Linked DNA regions of Homo sapiens: region 2 is linked to region 1. A link is an interaction called in ENCODE POLR2A ChIA-PET data of the cell type or tissue named here. Cell type or tissue: HepG2. All regions are shown on one strand. Each heading gives the region's core, and the rest is flanking DNA. Links, peaks and the distances in the headings are about the cores only.

What was found. ChIA-PET counts read pairs that join two places held together with the same protein. Peaks named below come from ENCODE experiments on the same cell type or tissue, not always from the same donor. Only the 100,000 strongest peaks of a DNase experiment are listed, where the experiment ranks them.
Region 2: POLR2A ChIA-PET joins it to region 1 with 20 read pairs; 18 of 35 experiments call an interaction of 5 or more read pairs at or near these places.

The regions. Positions count from the first base shown.
Region 1 is chr11:68,269,334-68,275,543 of GRCh38, forward strand. It overlaps C11orf24 (chromosome 11 open reading frame 24), which reads right to left and starts at 2,640. Exons shown (of 4, transcript NM_022338.4): 1 at 2,524-2,640. It overlaps LOC105369363 (a long non-coding RNA gene), which reads left to right and starts at 2,769. Exons shown (of 3, transcript XR_950248.3): 1 at 2,769-2,843. RefSeq lists silencers at 2,438-2,837, 4,717-4,776 and an enhancer at 2,749-3,603. In HepG2, for the core only: a CTCF peak has its summit at 1,972; DNase peaks (open chromatin) are centred at 1,978 and 2,738; H3K4me3 peaks cover 2,221 bases.
Region 2 is chr11:68,324,912-68,331,121 of GRCh38, forward strand. All of the region lies in intron 1 of LRP5 (LDL receptor related protein 5), which reads left to right. It overlaps LOC124900302 (a long non-coding RNA gene), which reads left to right. Exons shown (of 2, transcript XR_007062749.1): 1 at 1-1,184; 2 at 1,648-3,396. It overlaps LOC124902698 (a long non-coding RNA gene), which reads right to left. Exons shown (of 3, transcript XR_007062748.1): 3 at 3,445-3,551. Among named protein-coding and RNA genes, the nearest start is that of LRP5, 15 kb to the left of the region's middle. RefSeq lists enhancers at 3,444-4,021, 3,470-3,764. In HepG2, for the core only: no CTCF peak of the experiment used is centred there; a DNase peak (open chromatin) is centred at 3,580.

The DNA.
Region 1 (6,210 bases), core at 1,627-4,126:
GGAGGAATCCAGGAGCAAAGCCATAATGCAAAGATGTCAACCGGCACAAATGCTTCTCTCATTGATGAATATTTAACGCGTACTCAGGAGATTACAGAAACAGCTCGTCACCTCTTATCATGGGAAGGTTATCAGTAGGTGGTGATATCAAGGACCACCATGGGCCTGCTCCCAACACAGATGCCCACGTGTGCACACACAGCCACACATACATGCACTTAGTCACACACGCTTGTGTGCGCACAGCTGCACATATGTCCATCTGCACATGCACACATGCCACCACACATGTGCACTCACACAGGCACACACATACACATGCAAAATCACACACACAAAGGTGAGGGCACACACACGGAGCAGGTCCACAAGGCTATATCAGGACACTCCACGGGTTTCTCAGGAAACTTCTGCTGGATACCATCACCACTTACTCCCTCCCAGCCGGTGGGGCTGGTGGTCACTCCCACAGAAACAGGAATTGGCCACTGTGTAGTCGAGAACAGGCCTTCATTGTCCTATGACTTCATCCCTCTGCTATGGTCCTGCCTCCACTTTCCAACAGAATATTCTAAATGTCAAGATCCCATGCGGGAACCTGTGGTCATCTATGTAAGTTGACTCATGATGGACAAACCATTAACAACATTTAAAATAACAGTTTCCCCTGCAAAGGCTTCAAGCCAAAATTAGGATGTGGGTCTCGGGACCCCACCAGTTATTCTCATTATTATGTGGTACAGGGAGACTGGGTAGATCAGGGTCTCAGACCATAATAGATGGGAAAAAAGAGACCCCAGGGGCAGGAGGGGAATGAGCGAGAGAGAATTAAGTTTGTATTAAGTTGGAGACCAGGGCAGATGGAAAGACGGAAGGTTAGGCTGGCACTGGGAGCTCCCTTCTTCAGGGGTCAGCTCCCCATAGGATCTGCAAGGAAGGTGCAACAGGATACTCCCTTGAGCCATGTGACACTCCATGACAAAGGCACCCCCAACTATGCCCCTGGGTGTCAACCTCCCTATCCTTTTCTGGTTCATGACCTCGAGATGCCTCCCAAGGCATCTTGTCTGAATTCTTGTGTTCCGAACCTTGGCTTGTTATATGTGGCGCACTTTATGCAAGTTACACAAAACTGGACTCCAGGCGTGGTGCTGCATGCCTGTAATCCCAGACACTCAGGAGGCTGAGGTGGGAGGATTACAAGCCCAGAAGTTTGAGTTCAGCCTGGGCAACATAGTGAGACCCCATCTCTTAAAAAAAAAAAAAAAGGGAAAGAAATAACTTAATTCTTTTTTTCTGGCATAGAGAGGTTCCAAAGACCAATCCTGAAGCTTGGTAAAGGACTACAGCTGTTACCCCCACATTCTATCAGGCTATTAAGACTCACTCAGCCGCAACATGGCCAGGCCCCCACACCAAGTTAGGCAAGCTACAGATACCAAGGAGTAGGAACTGCAAACACAAATACAGGGCAAACTGCAGGTACCTAATCCTGACACGTCACCTGGCTGAACTTTGGTAGCAGAAGCCCAAGGAACACAGACTTATGGCTTTGTGTATATAGACATTGTCCTGTAGTCCAAAGGATGTGACTCTGTGGCAGACGGGAACCTAGAACATTGGACATTTATTATATTACATTAACTACCTTGCTTGCTTCCAGGTTTCTGGAAGTTTTGGTAACACAGCTAAATACTAGGGCCTAGTTTTTGCTAAGAACGTGGGTAGCTCTGACATTCCTTTGTCCATTAGGCAGATCCACTGTATAAATGGAAACATCTGTATTTTAAAGATTTTCCTAGCTGATTTTATCGAAATGTTAGAGATTTTCCTGGGGCGAGGGATAGCTGCAAGTTATTACAGTCAGATTTCTAAGCACGATGATTATTTCTGGTGGCAAACCATGCGTGTGGAGGCCGATTCCTCCTATCAGCCTAACGATTAAGTCAACATGCTAAGCAGCCACACGGGGGCTACTAAGTGACTCGCACGGGGGAAGCAGGCAGGGAGACAGATGGGCAGGGGAGGGAATCTGGGGCAATGCACAACCTCCACCCAGGTAGAGAGAGGGTCTGGGGGATAGGTCTGTGTCACTCAAGTAAGAGCGACACTTCTTGGGGTCCAGTCCCGTCCTGGGCTTGCCCGGGAAAGACCCCAGGACAAATTCGGCCCCCTTCCAGAGTGTCCCCATTCTGCTCCCACAATGGGACAAGCCGGCCTCTTCTCCAGTCTGGGCCCCCTTCGGCCCTCCTCCCTCCTCCTGTCTCTTGGGCCCCCAGCCATGCTCGGCCCCCAGTTGACTTCTTCAGTACCTGCATTGCTCAGCGTCTTGCACTCTGTGCGTGCCCCATCCGCCGCTCCTCCTGTCCCGTTCCTCCTGCCTCTCTCAGCCCCACTCACTCTCCCACTGCCCCTCGTGCCCCCATCCAACCCTCCTCCTGCCCCCCAACCTCTGTCTCTCAGTCCCAAGCCAGTCAGGGAGCCCTGACAGCAGCTACCCGGACGGCAGTGCGAGCCCCTTACCCGGGCGCAGCAGGCCCCCGGCGGCCTGGTGGCCCTCGGACAGTAGGAAGGAGCCTGAGGCCCGGCGCGGGGACGTGGCCGGCAGCGCAACCCAGGCAGCTCCGGGCAGCGCGCCCTGCCCGGGCCCCGCCCAAACGCCGGAAATGACGTCACGGAGGGCGGGGCGGGCCTGCTGGCCGGGGCGAAGAGCGGCTGCGGCGGGGCCTGTGGCGAACGGAGGCGAGCCGGAAGTGGGGGGGTTGTCTGCTCTCAGGCCCCGCCTCCCCGGGGCCGGCTCGGGCCACTTCTTGCGCGCTGCCAGAAGGAGCTATTTTGAGCAGGTCTGTGGCGGAAGTGGGTGTTCCCGGGTCTCTGCTGCCCAGCTGTGCCCGCTGCCGTCTTGGGGTCCCGGGGTGCGCGGGTTGGGCTGGGTGAGCTCAGAGGCACCTTGTCGGCAGCCGAGCCTGAAGAGGCGACCTCGAAACGCCTCGTGAGACCTTTCGCGGGCACACGCCCTTCGCGTTCCTCCGCTTCCTCCCACGTTTCTTCAGCCCCTGGCGGGGCGCTGGGGTGCCCGGTAGTTAAGGGTGGGGTGGCAGCGAGCGTTTCTGTGCACCCGCAGCGTGCCACGCCCGTGCTAAGCACTTTGCCTATAGAGCCAGTGGCTTAATTCTGCAATAGCACAGTGAAGAACTTCGCCTCATTTTACAGACGTGGAAACAGGCTCATCAAGTGCTCTGTAATTGTAAAACCTGGGATAACAAAGGAGCAAAACGCAATTTAGAGGCAAGTGTGTGGGACTTGACTTTGGTTAGAAATAGGCTTTGCAGGCCAGGCGCGGTGGCTCTTGCCTGTAATCCTAGCACTTTGGGAGGCCGAGACGGGCGGATTATCTGAGCTCAGGAGTTCGAGACCAGCCTGGGCAACATGGTGAAACCCTGTGTCTACTAAAATACAAAAAATTAGCCGGGCGTGGTGGCGTGCGCCTGTAGTCCCAGCTACTCGGGAGGCTGAGGCAGGAGAATTGCTTGAACCTGGGAGGTGGAGGTTGAAGTGAGCAGAGATCGTGCCACTGCACTCCAGCCTGGGCGACAGAGCGAGACTCTGTCTCCAAAAAAAAAAAAGAAAGAAAGAAATAGGCTTTGCAAGTTAGTAGTTCTGTGACTGAATCCCAGTCTGTATAAGACCCTCAGGCATCCCCCGGTCCAAACCAAAACCTGTCTGCGAAGGATGATTTCACAGGAGCAAACCAAGACTTTATTTCCAGTTTTATAACCTGCCTTGGGGTCTTCGGCTAGGAAGCTAAGAGACACAGAAAGCTGAGATTGGGCAAAGACAGGATCTACCATCCACTCCGAGCTCTGGGAGCACCTGAAATGCGATTTGATGTCACCACCACCATCCCCAGTTCAACCACAGTTCATGTGTGGAATTTAACCTGCAAAGTTGGGTTTGCTGAGACCCAACGCCGGTTGGATCATGTGAAGATCAGATCCTTTCACTATGTATTTGCTTTAATTTTTCCAACTAGTTCGGATCTAACATGAAGTACAGTATTGAGGCTCACTCCAGAAGTGAAAATATACAATCGGCAGGCAGATTTTAGTTCTTTGCCTGCCCTTTTCAAAAATCAATGACTGGGCTGGGCGCGGTGGCTCACGCCTGTAATCCCAACATTTTGGGAGGCCAAGGCGGGCGGATCACCTGAGGTCAGGAGTTTGAGACCAGCCTGACCGATATGGTGAAACCCGTCTCTACTAAAAATATAAAAATTAGCCAGGCGTGGTGGCGTGTGCCTGTATTCCCAGCTACTCGGGAGTCTGAGACAGGAAAATTGCTTGAACTTGGGAGGGGGAGGCTTCAGTGAGCCGAGATCTCACCACTGCACTCCAGCCTGGGCGACAGAGCGAGACTCCTTCTAAAAAAAAAAAAAAAAAAAAAAAAAAAAATCAATGACTGTGACTCTGTTTTCATTTCCTCTTTGGCAACATAGGGACAATTTTTACTGCTGGGGCTGAAATTACAAACATAAGACACAGCCTCTCCTCTAGAGCAGCTGGGCAGCTAGACCTCCATCTGCTTGCTTTTTTTTTTTTTTTTTAGACACGGAGTCTTGCTCTGTCGCCCAGGCTGGAGTGCAGTGGCGCCATCTCGGCTCACTGTAAGCCCCGCCTCACGGGTTCACGCCGTTCTTCTGCCTCAGCCTCCCGAGTAGCTGGGACTACAGGCGCCCGCCACCACGCCCAGCTAATTTTTTGTATTTTTAGTAGAGACGGGGTTTCACCATGTTAGCCAGGATGGTCTTGATCTCCTGACCTAGTGATCCGCCCGCCTTGGACTCCCAAAGTGTTGGGATTACAGGCGTGAGCCACCGCGCCCAGCCCATCTGCTTTCTTAAATTTCTATTGGAACAGAGTCATGCCTCTTCATTAGGTATTATCTGATGATAAAAGGGCACAGTCGACTAGTTGTAGAGACTATATGGCTCACAAGTCCTAAAATATTTACTCTCTGGCCCTTTACAGAATCTATTTGCTGATCTCCAGTCTAGAGTGTTACTGATGGGTTTCTGACACAGAAATATCTGGCTGAGATGGTCCAACATACCGGGAAACTCATTCTCTCCTATGAGAAAGTCATATTCTCTGATAGCATCTTTGGTCACCTGAAACCTAGTGTCCATTGAAGGCACAGCTCTGGGAACTGCAAAACTGTTCTGTGGAGTGTTATGGAGAGTAAAGCCAGGCAGACCAGCTGCTTCTGAGGGCTGTGGATAAAATAGAGAATGATACACTTACATCCTCTACCTTTTGTTTCCAGGCACAGATCATTTCAGGTGCCTTCTGTGCAGAAATAGCTGAATAAACTTGGAGCTTGGTCTCTTTGTTGTTGAATTTACAATGTTATTTGAATGTAAGACCTTGTAGATATGACATTTGAAAGTTAGGGCTCTGGAATGGCACTGCCTGGCTTCAGATCCTTCATTTTTTTGCTAAATGACAACAAACAAGAGGCTTAGGCTCTGTGCCTCCGTTTCATCATAGTCAATTCTGGTATTTGCAGTAGTTATGTTGAATAAAGTCACCCAGTACACGGACTTAGCAAATACTGCTCCTTGGAAACCACAGCTCCTAGGGAAGATACAGGGTTAGGTTCCTGTGAACCTCTGATCACAACATTTTTATCAACAGATCAATATACATAACTTTGTTTTTGTGTGTGTGTTTCTATTAAAGATGCTTTATTTAGGCCAGACACAGTGGCTCATGCCTATAATCCCAGCACTTCGGGAGGCCGAGGCAGATGGATCACCTGAGGTCAGGAGTTCAAGACCAGCCTGGCCAACATGGTGGAACCCTATCTCCACTAAAATCACAAAAATTAGCCAAGTGTGGTGGCCCATGCCTATAGTCCCAGCTACTGGGGAGGCTGAGGCAGGAGAATCACTTGAACCCGGGAGGTGGAGGCTACGGTGAGCCAAGATCACGCCATTGTACTCCAGCCTGGGCAACAGAGCGAGACTTCATCTCAAACAAAACAAAACAGAAACAAACAAAAAGAAGCCTTATTTAATGTCTATTATTGACTCATTAATTAACATTGAAAATGAGATGGGAATAATATAGGGTGGTCACAGGAGAATTAAATTCCAGGCAGCAGTTTTACATAACTAGAGACTATCGTCTTCTAAGACCCTGAAAAGCCAAG
Region 2 (6,210 bases), core at 2,535-5,034, 56 kb after region 1:
GCGCTGGGCTCTGGGCGGCCTCCTTGCTGTGCTTTTCTCTGAGGGTTGAGGGAGCCCTGCTCAGAGACCACCAGGTGAGCTCTGGGGGTCCCTCTGGGCTCCTGTGCCCTGCACAGCCCGGTTCTGACCACAGACCTCCTCCATCAGGGTGGACTATAGCCCAGAGCGGGATACCACCACGCCCATCACCCCCCACCCCTGGAGCCCCTGACCAAGGCCCTTCTGGGTACTTAACCAGTGATCTGATCTCACCACAGTCAGGGATTAGGGCCTCTCCCGGAGGGCTGGGGTCCAATGGTATGATGTGTTTCAGGTGAGAAACAGGTTCAGGGATGTCCCCAGCCTCACTGGCTGTTGTTGGCAGAGCAGGATGAAAGGCAGACGGGAATGCAGAATTGGGATCTTGCCCTGACCCCTGTGATCCGTGAGGCCCTTGAGCTAGAGGGATGCACTCAGTCGAAGTGCCCGCCTCTTGCTTTGTGTTAGTGTGAAGAGGAGGGGTGGGCCCTGTTCTATTCTTGGCTGCCCACAGCACCTAAGGCCAGCTTGGTCACCAAGGCATGCTGGAAGGTCACCACAGGTGGCACAGGTGGCTTGGGGTGTGCTGGGCAGCAACCATTATGCAGCAGTGGCCTCCAAGCAGAAGCTGCTGTTTCGGACACCCGAGGTATTCCCAGCCTCCTTCCCCTACCCCGAGGTTTGCTGGAGTCACTGAGGGGGCAGTAGCGAGCTGCAGGTGCAGGGTCGGGGTCCTGGGGGTTGCGTGTATGCGCAGCCTCCAGAGAAGCCCATGCAGGCCCCCCTCACCCGTTCCTGCCTGACCTGCTGTTGTGTCCTGCTCCTAGCTCTGCGGTCTGGGACAAGCACGTTAACTGCTTCAGAGCTCAGTTTCCCCATCCGTGATAGGGAATGATCTTTATGCTCCCACAGGCTCGTCCTGAGGCTGCAGAGAGGCAGCGTTGAAAAGTACCTAGCTCAGGGCCTGGCTCAGTGACGGTTAGCTGTTAGGGTTACCATCGCATCGCAATTGTTACTCCATAGTGACGACCCCCCGGGGACTCTGGACTTGTTCAGCTCAGCTGAGAGGCTGCTTGGCCGAAACCATCTCAGCTCTGCATAGTGTGGCCTGGTGGCCTGTGGGTTGCGCTCATGACAACGTGGAGCCTATTCAGTCGGTACCGAGTGTGCGTCCTTGCCTAGCTGGCCTCGGCATTTATTTTGTAGCTGGAGCCCTGGTGGGATGGGGTCAGGTGGGCTCTAGGAGTCTGGGGGACAGGTGCAGGTACCTTCGGGTGCGCCTCCCCTGGGGGCCTCTGCTTTGTCAGAAGTATGGCAGGGGGCTGAGGGCTGACTATCTATTTGTAGGTGTCACCAGAGCAGTCCCCGCCTCTCCTTTTCAGAGGACATTGTTGAGGGGACCCTGCCATCTGCGTCTGGGCTGGCTGCTTCCTCTGTGGGGGGCTCCTCCCGGCTGACCAGCAGCCCTTTCTGGCCCCCTGCATCAGCGCCTCCCCACTCAGCTTCACTGCTGAAGGCAGGGCCAGCCTGGGCACCAGGTTCTTCCCCCTCTGCCCAAGGTCCCTGCCCACCCGTCTTCCCTCGCCCTGGCCGTGACGGTCAGTGCCTTTGCCCCGCTCTGACGACCAGGCCCTGTGCGCAGTTGGCGCTCCGTGGTTGCTGAGAGATGTGCTCTCCAGTCTGTGGGCCAGATGGGGCCTCTGAAGTGGAGGGGGCCCACCCTCTCTCCTGCAGCCTGCTGTGGCTCCCCATCGCCTCTGGGATGAGAGCAGACCCTGCGAAGCCTTGAGCTCCTGGCCCTCCAGCTGTGAGCCCAGGTGGGACCACCCAGTTACAAGAGCGTTAGGCCTGGCTGTGTAGGAGACGTGTGTCTCCACACCAGAGTCCTTGCGGCATATGGGAAGCCTTCATGGTCCTCATGGTGGGGAGGGGTCCCCGGGGAGGCATGGAGTCTCGCTCCTAGGTTGCTGTGTGGCTTCAGCGCTCTGTACCTCCATGCCCCTGTCCTGCAGATGTCAACACCCAGTTGAGGAGAACGTGGACTTTGCCCAGTGTTGTGCAGGGATGGTGGGGCCAGGCTGGAGCCCACGTGTCCTGCCTTCGCCCTGGCCAAGGTGGGGGTTATCTGCCCTGGCCAAGCTGTGCCGCCCGTCCCTGCCCGCCCCAGCAGGTGGGGGCCTGCGGTGGGATCCCACCCATGAGCAGTAGAGGCTTGTTGACTTACTGGCCTCCCAGGCTCCCCCTCCAAAGCCAAGTCCTCCAGGACGGTTCTTGCCCCTGAGAAGGGGCAGTGTGGGTGCTGGGCTGCAGCGAGCCCCTCTTCGTTCCATTTCCTCACAGTCTCGGGGACGGAGGGCTTGTCCTGGAGCACAGGACCGGGATTGTGCTGAGGTCCTGGGAGGCCACGGTCATGAGGGGACCCAGTGAAGGCCAGGAGGGGACAAGCATCCCTCCAGGTATGGGGAGGGTCACCCCAGCGCCTCTGCGGATCTGACCCACTGGCTGCGGCTCCTGTGCTTGACCCTTTTGGCAAAGATATGCAGTGGTCTTTCAGTTGCCCCCCCTTAGGCAGCATGAAAACAATTTAACTCTTGCAGAAAGAACCTGGGAATTGATCTCCCCTGTCACTGATCCCACAAGTGTGACTTTGCATTGGTTTCTTGGTCCCCTTGTGCCCAGTCTCCCCATCTGTAAAATGGGGTGACAGTAGTTCCACCTCCTATGAGGACTGAGTGAAGTCAGGAACCAGAAGCAGCTCCCACATGAGACTCAGAAAGTGTGACAGGCGTGGAGGGTAGGGACCCATGAAGCTAGGCCCGGCACCTTAGGAAGAAGAGGGAGCTTTCCTGCAGGTTTCCCCCGGACGGAATGTGTTTCGTCCTGTGCACCTGCCTGCAGAGCCCCTCGCACGCTGTCAGTCCACAATGAATGCTTGGTGGAAGAGTTCACCCAGGGCCTGCAACACCATAGTGCTCAGCTTCTCCAAATTCTTCTTAACTTCCAGACTCGACACGTAAACTTGATTCCAAGGAAATCAAAGCTGATCGTCAACACTGGACTTTGCAGGCAGCTCCCAAACCCACATGCATATTTACAACTAAGAAATGCCAGTTCCTCAAAGAATGTTAGCCTCTGAGATGCATCAGGAGACCAGGAGGCAAGGGGTTAAAGGCAAACCGTGGCATTCCCCAAATCTGTCCAGTTCCCTGGCATGGTACAGTGTCGCGGAGCCCGAGGTGGCATCTTTTGTTTGGCTGCTGATGGCGGCCTTCGGGCCTTGGCATCCACGTTGCTGCAATTTTCCAGGAACAGTAGATCATTTGAAAGTAGAGCTGCCACGTTTTGCTCAATAAAGGGATTTTGTAGAGCGATGATAAATTTGGCATGTCTTTATTATTATTATTTTTTCAACACTTAAAGAAAATAAAAGCTGGTACAAAGGTATGTTTGTTTCTGAAATGTGTTTCCTTCCCCAGATGTTCTTTTCTGCCAGTTCTAAAATGCGTTCTGAGCTCGGTCCTCCAGTTTCCTCCCTGTGAGGAAGAACAATGAGACCTTTGTAACCACACAGGGGAAACGGCCGCTTCCCTCTGCAGTGGGCATGGGGGAGGGGCTGGGACGTCCCACCTCCTCCCACCTCGATGGAAACCACGAGTCTGTGCCAGCCCAGCCGACTGTCGGGGGGTTTGGCAGCCTCCTTTCCCATGGTGGTAATTTGCAGGGTCATGGCTCAGGGGCACCGCAGTCTGCACCTCCGTCCCTGGATCCGTGCGTTTGCTGTGTGGCCTCGCAGTAAATGCTTCCATCTGCGTGGCATTTATGGACCCTGGGGCTTGGTACTGTCTGTGTTATCTGGAGTCGAACTTGCCCTTTTCCTTTTCTGTCTGCCTTTCTTGCATCAAATGCTGGTCCCCACCCAAAGGGTAGCCCAGTCTGCAGGACACGGCGCAGAGGTAGAGTTGGTGGCTTCACGAGGGTCCAGTGGGGCACAGACCTTCCTCGGCTGCTCTGTCGCTTTGTGACTTGAGACTGCGTGGGTGGGGTACCTGAGGGATCCGTGAGCCCGCCCTTCCCACACGTGTGCATGCACACACACATGTGCACAGTGCTTCAGAAGTACCACCTTAGTTGGATTTGAAGGACAGCCAAGAGACCTGTATAAAGCTTGTAGTTAGAGTCGTTTCGATACTGGCCTGAATTAAGAGCAGTCTCCATGGGGTTGCTGTCTGTGGGGTACGTGTTTAATGAAAATCCTTGTTTTTAAATAAATGTATCCTGCTTTAGAACACCCAAGATATAAAATCTAGACTTCATAGACAAAAATAGCTAACATTTGTTGTGTATCACAGTGTGCCAGGTGGGCTCTAAGAGATGTTTGATTTCTTTAATCCTTCCAGCTGCCCTGTGGGCTGGGGGCCATCCCTACCCTCATTTTACAGACGAAGAAACTGAGGCTGGGAGAGGTCAATTAACTTGCTCAAATTTGGTATAGGCAAAACTAGGAATTGGCAGACGGTGGTTCCAGTGCCTGCCTTTTAATTGGTACTTGAATTATACGAGTGTTTTCTTCCATCAATAAAAGAAATCGGCGAACAGCCTCCCATGGGTTTCAGTAAGTGCAAGCCCTCCTTGTCATCCCAGACCTCAGCCTGCCCATTTAATGGATGAAGACACTGAGGCCTGGAGGGAACAGTGACTTCGGAGCCACTCTCCTGGACTCTGCCACTCCTCTCGCCTCCCATATGAACCTGAGTGGCCACATGACCCTGGGGGAGAGCTACTCAACTGTCCCAAGGAGAGGGTGATGACTGCTGGCCTCCCACCGGCCATCAGCGCCCCACTGACTGACACCCCTGAGTCAGTCTCCACCCTGGAACTGTTTCTCTCACTATTTGCCATGGCCTTGGGCCGCTTCCGGGGGCTTGGCAAGGCAGGAGGCGTGGAACCAAGATGGTATGTAATCAGAATGCTATATTTTGTTGAAAATAAGAATGTTAGTAATGGGCTGGTTTCTGGCAGGTCAAACTGGGACTCTGAAATACATATTTTTCTCTGCTCTGCCCTAAACCTTCTAATTAGTGAAAACGCACATTTGCAGACATCAATCAAATGTCATATTCCCTAGCAGCTTGTCCTGGGATCACTGAGCTGGTCACATTCCACAGTTGCTAACTCAGGGCTTGCAGAGTATGTGTGCACGTGTGTGTGCATGCGTGTGTTTGTGAGAGAGATACATGCCTTCTGGGGAGCCCTGGTGGCCTGTTTCCTTCCCTCCCAGGCCCCTGAGCTTCTGCTCCCCACCCCGCCCCCAGCCCCTTGTCAGCACATGCGCGGCCACTGCAATGAGATACAGACGTTCGCCCAATTAAAACACAGTTAGTGGAGGACACATGGCTTTCAGGGAAAACTGCTTTCTCTCAGGAAGATCTCTGCTGTGCAGTATTCCATAGCTAGACCCCAGCTCCACTCAACAGTGGACTCCATTAATAGCCTGGGTTTTGGAAGAGGCGATTTGCTTCTGGTAACTGGCTCCGGTGCATGGATGTTCCCTCCTCTTGCTGGAATCTCTGCCCGACCCAGACAGTGCTTGTGAACCAGCCCTGGTGGGCTCCATGGGGTTCTGGGTCTGGGAGGCAAGGACTTGCCTGGGGTCATTCTCATTCTGCACGGCACTAGCCATGCTGGCTGCATGAAGCCGTATCACAGAGACCTGTGGGTCCTTTACATCTGATCATCCTGTCATTTGTATCTGTATCTGGGGTGGTTAGTTGCAAACAATTCCACAGTAGCCAAATCAAGAAAGTCACTGGCTCTCGCAGGAGCGCGATTGGTGTGGGGCGAGCCTGGGGGTGTAGCCCAGGCAAGCCCTTCACCCTGATGCGCATTAGCCTTCTTATCCAGGAAATGGGGGGAGGCGGTCTGGGCCCAGGGAGGGGAGCATGCCAAGCTGGGGATCTCCACCGGTCCAGGATTCAGGGCGCCTCTGACCGTTCTCTGCCCAGTGCCTCCTGTTCAGTTTTACTTTTGTGTTTTCCATTTCACTTCTGCCTCTAGGCCAGTGTTTTTCAAAATATGTTTCCTGAGTGGAAATGAAAAAATGTTCTGTGATCAGGCGCAGTTGGGAAATCCTAGGGGAGAGAAAGTGAACTAGGCTTCCTCACCGCAGGACTTCTCAGAGCCTTTAAAATGGTA